2 separate regions of the Homo sapiens genome follow, and region 2 is linked to region 1. Evidence: chromatin contacts called from ENCODE Hi-C or POLR2A ChIA-PET data. All regions are on one chromosome and are shown on one strand. Each heading gives the region's core, a stretch centred on a gene start or an enhancer-like site at or near the end of the contact. The rest is flanking DNA. Distances are from core to core; before and after follow the strand shown. Region 1 holds the start of NSFL1C (NSFL1 cofactor). Region 2 holds the start of SIRPG (signal regulatory protein gamma).

Evidence for each region. A loop is a pair of places that touch in the nucleus more often than their neighbours do. ChIA-PET counts read pairs that join two places held with the same protein, here RNA polymerase II (POLR2A). Pooled maps may share reads with other maps.
Region 2: a loop to region 1 is called in a map of CD4-positive, alpha-beta memory T cell, with 4 times the contacts of the local background. The contact joins the promoter of SIRPG here to the promoter of NSFL1C in region 1. A Hi-C loop is called at or near these places in 3 of 168 maps with a recorded cell type or tissue (CD4-positive, alpha-beta memory T cell and naive thymus-derived CD4-positive, alpha-beta T cell) and 5 of 50 pooled maps. POLR2A ChIA-PET finds 5 or more read pairs at or near these places in 2 of 52 experiments (H1 and activated CD4-positive, alpha-beta memory T cell).

The regions. Positions count from the first base shown.
Region 1 is chr20:1,465,204-1,468,431 of GRCh38, forward strand. It overlaps NSFL1C (NSFL1 cofactor), which reads right to left and starts at 1,646. Exons shown (of 9, transcript NM_016143.5): 1 at 1,517-1,646. The coding sequence starts at 1,621. RefSeq lists an enhancer at 875-1,376 and a silencer at 1,671-1,940.
Region 2 is chr20:1,656,092-1,659,796 of GRCh38, forward strand. SIRPG (signal regulatory protein gamma) reads right to left here and starts at 1,688. Exons shown (of 6, transcript NM_018556.4): 1 at 1,551-1,688. The coding sequence starts at 1,623.

The DNA of each region.
Region 1 (3,228 bases), core at 396-2,895:
AGAAAGCATTGAGGTCACAGAGATGAAATAGACATGGCCTCTGTCCTCAGGGTCACCAACTTCACAGGAGACAGTGAGCTGTCAAGGGATAAAAGTAATCTGCTGGGAGGCAGTGTGCTGTCTCAGGCCATGTAGTGAACTGGCATTCTCAGGGAGCCTACATTCAAGTCCTGTTCCTGCCAGGCAAGTCACATGCATGATCCTCAGTTTCCCCACTACAATGTGAGGGGAACGAGACAGAAGATCTGTTGGTCACAACACTGTGTGCTTTTAGGTCTTTCAGGTAGAAACTTTTTATTTCTGCCCAGCATAGGGGCTTCCCATTGTGTCTAGGTGTGATCTAGGTGTGATGCTTTACCGAATTCTTATGTTTGGGGAGTAATTTACGTTTGGCAGCAGACTCAGTTCAAATTCCAACCCCGCTACTTACTGGCTATGTGACCCTGAGCAAATTCTTTGCCCTCTGTGCTTCCAATTCCTCATCCATAAAATGGGTCTAGTCTTTACCTCATAGTGTTGCTAGGATCCAACGAATCATATTATGTAAAGTGCTTGGCACATGGTGGTTTAAAGCTTGGGCTCTGTCTGCTTGCAATCAGACAGAACTGGGTTCCACTTCTACCTCTTCTGCCTGGTAGCTAGTGAGGCCTTGAGCAAGTTACTTAACCTCTTTAATCTCAGCTGCAAAATGCGAAGGTTAAATGACAAAAGACATGTAAAGCAGTCAGAACAGCGCTTGGCTCATGGTAGGTACTCAATAAATATTAGTCATCACCGTCATCATCTACCTAAGACGAAGCTGGCCAAGAATATTTATGCAATTCTTTCTACAGTTAATTACCGAATGCTTATTATGTGCCAGGCATTGTTCCAGGCACTGGGAATTCATCAGTGTACAAAAATCCCTGCCTCGTGAAGCTTAAGTCTTCTTAGCAAGTATTTAGTGAATACTCAGTACGTGCCAATGAACTACACAGCAATTTCCACGAGACTCCCATTTTACAGATAAGTTAACTACGCAAGGTGAAGAAGCTCCAACCTTGCGCCACCACCCCAGAGGTATTCTCCCAGCAATTAGGAAGGCTGGGCGGCGGTCAACTCCCGGGCTGGACTTCGGAAGTGGAAATGAGCGGCCACCTAGTCCCGAGTGGGGCTTCACCCAAGAGCTGCTCACTCGGACCAGCCCGGCCTCCAGCAGATACTCGGCGCGGCAGCCACGCCCCCAGGCGCTCCCTCTCCTCGCCGGCTGCCGCAGCGCCCGAAGTCTCGCTGACGCCGCAAGCGGGCGAGGCAGGGTGAAACTGGCACGGCAGAACTGGCTGGGGCTGGCCCGCGTTCCCCCACTCCCAAGCCGAGCAGGCGACGCGTGACAAGCGGTCCCGGGACCATGAGGCCTGGGTCGGGCCGCGGTAGAGCGGGGATGACTGTGCGCTTCGGCCGCCGCGGGCTTAAGGCACCAGGCGCCCGCTCCCAGCAGTCCCCGGCCCACCCGACACAGCCCGCCGCGCGGCGCTACCTGCAAGTCCCAGCCGGCCGACTCGAGAAAGAAGCGGGCCCGGTCCTCCTCGGCGCCCGTCACCGCCACGAACTCCCTCAGCGCCTCCTGTCGCTCCGCCGCCATCTTCGCCCCGTGCGCCTTCCAAAGCGCTCCGGCGGCCGCCGCACAGGCCCAGCCCCGCTGCCGCGTTCCGCTTGCCGGTCGACGAGGCCCAGCCGATGAGGGCCCAGCAGCTGGGAGCCCGCCCGCAGCCCCGCCCCACGCGGTGCCTCACGCAAAGCCCTCCGTGCGGGAAGCCCCGCCGCTCCGCGCCCTCTGGCGACCGCGGCGCGAACCGCAGCCTAACGGCGGGGGTGGGAGCCCGAAGGATGAGAGGCGGGGCGGGTCTTACATACACCTGTGGGCTGAAGGCTCCCTGCAGGAGTCAGATTCCCAGTTATTCATTGACGCAGCCCTCATTTCATTAATTGTGCATTCGTTCATTCACTTACTTGTCAAGCATTTACTGAGAGCTATCAATGGCCCGACGTTTTTCTAGGGCTGTGGATATGGCAGGGAGCAAAACAAAGTCCCTGCTCCCATGCTTCTTACATTCTAGGGGTAAAAATTCAGACCTTGAACAGGCTAGGCCTCCGCTCACAACACGTCCATGCCTCGTTATCTCGCCCCGCATAAAAGACAGTCTCATGGCCTGCCTGCAGGACCCATGAGAGATGGGCCAGTTCCTCCCTCTCATCAAGGGATCCGCTAGCTTCCTCTGCTCCAGGCGCCTTGCCCTCCTTGCTGTTCCTGGAACTTGCCAGTTATCTTGCATTTGCCTCAGGGCCGTTGCATTAGCTGCTTCTGTGCCTGGAGCACCTTTCCCTTACCGATGGGCAAGGCGCTCTCCCCGCTTTCTTTGGGCCTCTGCTCCAAGGCCACTTTCTTAGGCACAATCCTGTCTTCTGGGTCCTCAGCTTCTTTGCCCTCTTGCCTCTCCAAAGAGGAACTTACTTGTTCAGCTTACTTGTTCTTTGTTCTCTATTTTCAAAGCCTAACTTCCTTGTTCTTTGTACCTCCTTACCCCTAGTTACGGTAAACAACCTTCCCGCGGGTCCTAATCTATAACTCACATCTGTTCCCTTGGATACCCTCGCTACAATTGCCATTCCCGCGGAAACTCTTCTTCCTGCCGAAACCGCTTGCCCTACCACTGTAGCCCACATTTCTGCTCCATTTGAACTAGCCAATCGGGATTAGCTTAGATTGCGCAGTCCAGCCCCAGCCAATGGGAACAGGACACAGAAGCAGCGACTAACCGCATTAGGGATAAAAACCCCTTCTCTCTTTTGTTCGGTGTGCTTTCCTGAAGACCAGATGTGTGAGTGGCACCCTTCTGCAGAAGTAAATTGGCTTTGCTGAAAAATCTTTTATTTCAGTGCTGGTTTTCCTTGAGACTTCGAGCTTTAATTTCCAACACCACCGTGGGACACTCTTCCCTTCCTCTTCCTCTGTCGGCCCCTGCTCATTCTTCAGCTCTCAGTTCAGGTGTCCCTTTCTCAAGGAGACCTTGAGAAGGTGCCCAGGCTTAGTCAAAACCCCTCTTAATCAGGTTATGAACAGCACAAAGTCCAGTCTTCCCTCAATTGACACAATAGTTGCTTTCCTGGAAAATTCGGTGTCTTATTAACACTGTGCAAGAAATCCTTTAAGTTTATATGACAAACGAGTTAGGGCTTGGGTTAGGTTAT
Region 2 (3,705 bases), core at 438-2,937, 190 kb after region 1:
GGGAAAACATACATACACTAGTGTTTTACCTCTGATTGTTTCTGACTGGTGTGATGGGTGATTATTAATCTAATGTTTGCTTGCCTGCATTTTCTAATATTTCTACACATAGCATAACATGGTTAAAAGGGTGATAAACTCTGGAACTGGTCAACCTGGACTTGATCCCAACTGCTCCATGGACTGAAGTAGGGGACAATGAACAGGTTCCTGCCTCTGCCTCACTCCCCATTTGCAAATAGAGCACAAGAGTTATAGCTTCCACACAGGGATGCTGTGAGGATTAGTTGACTTAATACACACAAAATGCTAAGAAGTGCATCTGCCTTACAGGAAGAGAGCAATTGCTGAACTATTACTGCTGTCATTTGGGTACAGTGTATGTGTAAAAAAAATAATTTGAAAAGTGAGACCTTGCCCTCTAAGACCTGTGAGATGACATCACAGCAGGGCCCAGTGGGCAACTGAGAGGCTATTGTGCCCAGCCCTGTGACCGGGGGTCAGCTGCATGGTCTGAAAAAGGGGTGAAGACAGGCAGCCTGTCTGGGAGCTGTGAACAGGGCTCTCTCAGGTGGCACCAGGAAAGACCTCCCAATCCTGTCTGCCTGGGGGAAGGGAAAATAAATTCTCCAGAGGAAAGTCAAGATGACCAAGGGAGATGGTGGTGCCTGTTATGGGCTGAATGTGCCCCCAAAACGAATGGGTTGAAGCCCCAATCCCCAGCGCCTTAGAATTTGACCATATTTGGAGACAAGGTCTTTAACCCATTTATGCCCGAGGTTGCAATTTTTTTTTAATTTGAAAAATCAGACCTTGGCGATGCCCTTGAGCAGTAGGATATAAATAACTCCCGCAAGCTTAGTGATCCAATAACGGAGCACTAGGCATAAATGGGTGAAGCAATTTAGTTAAATGAGGTCACTGGCGGGGAGCCTTAATCCAATATGGCTGATGTTCTCATAAGAGAAAATGAGAATACAGACACACACAGAGGAAGACCATGTGTCAAGACACATGGAGGAGATGGCCTTCTACAAGCCAAGGAGAAAGACCTCAGTAGAAACTAACCCTGCTGGCATCTTGATTTTGCAATTCAGCCTCCAGAACTGAAAGAAAGAAAGTAAATGTCTATTGTTTTAGTTACTGAGTCTGTGGTGCTTTGTTGTGGAAGCCCTAAGAAAGGAATATAGGACGCTGTAAGCATGAAATGTGGAACTTCTTAAAGAGGAGGAGGGCACACAAAAATGGGTAGGAGGACTCAAGACAGGTAAGGATTTAATAATGATTCTTCTGTGTTTGTCAAATAAAATATTATAAAAATGTAACTAATTGTGATGGTGGCAGAAGCCTCACAAGGTTTGATGCCTCTGGTAGCCAGCTGCAGATCCACAGAGAAAGTGCTCAGCTCCCTGATCTTCTGCTCTTGGACAATGTCCAGTCCTTGACCTTCCTTGGCAGTGCTTGTGCTTATCTGAAATTGCTGCAAGTCCAGGGGCAAGGCTAGGTCCAGGAAGCAGGGAGAAAGGGTTCTAGCCCAATGCAATGCTCACCTGTAAGTCCCAGCAGTAGAGTCAGAAGCAGGAAAGGACCAGGAGGATGGGGCCAGGAGGCTGGGACAGGCATTTTGGAGACCTCAGAAGCCTGCTCTGTTCAAACGTCTGTTCTGGGGAGATGTCAGGCCCTGCTCTGAAGACAGAAGACAAGCCCTGCCTCCCTCAATTCAAGAGGAAGTGGCTATGATGGAATGCAACAGTAACCTGCTTCTAGATTGTGACTTACAAATCAGGCACAGTAGGCAGCTACAAAGCAAGGAGTTAATCGTGCTCCATTTTCAGGATAATCAGACAGGGTTAGCAGAAATAATGCTTCCTGCCTGCCTGGGACCTGTGCTCCCTCCTCGTGTCCCCAAACCCATTTTCAGGTCTTCTTGGTGATTTGCCATTTGAGGCTTTTAAGTCAAGAAAGATCTGTTGTTAGGTATTGTTTTCTAAAGTCTTTATTTCAAGACCCTAGGATGTGGTTGGCTTGTGGTCTTGTTCTGCACCAGCCTCAACCAAATGCCACTCCGCTGGACGTAGGAGAAGAGTTCACAGGACCTGCTCAACACTGGAGAGGAACCAGATCTTCTCCTGAAATGATTTTCTATTCCAAATTGCTATAATTGGCAACACTTAGCCCAAATTCAGTCTCTTGTGGACCTTAGCACTTTCATGTGCCTGCACCCAGCAGAAGGAATTATTTCTTGACTCCTTCCAGGAGAGAAACTGGGTTTGAGGTAATAAGCAACTGCTTTGTGGAGTGAGGTGGGGATTGTGGGTTATGGAAAGGGGATAGGGTTATCATGAGGGAAGATTATGGTGGGCAGGTTCCTGGGGCCGTCGCATCAATTTCAATACCCTTTCTTCTACACACAGAGCACCTATTTCATTCATCACTGAGTTCGGATGGGAAATGAGGAAAGAGGAAAAATCCATGCTCCTGCCAAGAGTGTGTGCCAAGGAGTTGGGGAAGTCGCTGGGCCCTCCTATGCTCAGTTTCAATCTCCTAAACTGGGAATAGTAAGTCTTTTTGTGCAGTGTTTTAGTGACGATTAAAGAGGTAATGAGCATATCATGCCTGAAACCCAGTAGGTCATTATTGATACTCACGGTGCCAGGTGAAGTGCGGGAACTCAAATGTTGCTTTTGAATGGATCCCTCCTGCATGCTGAGTTGCCCACCAGTGGCTTTCTCCCAGCAACCCAGGCCTCCTGAGACCCAGCTTATATAGTGTATTTGGACTCTCGCTGCCACCCTGAAATCAGTTTCTCCCTCTGGATTCTCTAAATCCCGCTCCTTGTTCAACCATAGATTAATTCCTCCTCTTACAATTTCCAGCTGTGTGATTTTCAAAAAGACACTACTTCTCTGAGCCTTGGTTTGATTGTATGTAAATAAATGTTAGAATATGCACCTTGTAGAGCTATGGTAGGAATAATATAAGCCATACTGAATGCTTGACTCATAATTAATTATAAGCAAAAAAACATGGCTATAATTATTTTCTGTGTACAGGAAGAGTCCACTGGTTCTCTGCCACCGTTGTGCCTTAGAAAAGCCACCTTGTTAAAAGAAATGATTTCTCTTCCAGCATCTATGACTAAGAAAGACCTGTCCAGAATCCTTCATCTCACATGTGGGTTTTAGGTTCTTAATCTGTCATGAATAATTGTCAAATCAAATTGTAAATGTTATCATGTTTTAATTGAAAGTCCTGTTTTAATGTGGCAGATGTACACAGGGTGAAATCTTCCCCTCCTTCTCCACACCCACAGTAGTGAAAACACAAAATGAAAAGAATATATGAATCAATGTCTAATTACACTTGAATACAAGCAATTGGCTTCTATATGACATGAAGGAATTATAACAGCTATCATTTATTGAGAGTTTCCTGTGCTCCAGATATGGTGCCAAGCATTTTTCTATTGGTAATGTCATTAAATCATTGCTCTGACCCCATGAGGTAAGCTCAACCATTAACCTCCTTTCACAGGTGAGAAAACCCGAGGCACATGGAGAGTAATGAATTTGCTCAAGATCACCCGGCTTTTAGAACTGGAACATAGGCTGCCACACTCCACAGCCTTCACTTTTAATGGTTGTACTATGATACCTCTTGCAGGAAGGGAGAGACATCCCTCAGGAAGAAAGCAGAGAAGAAGCT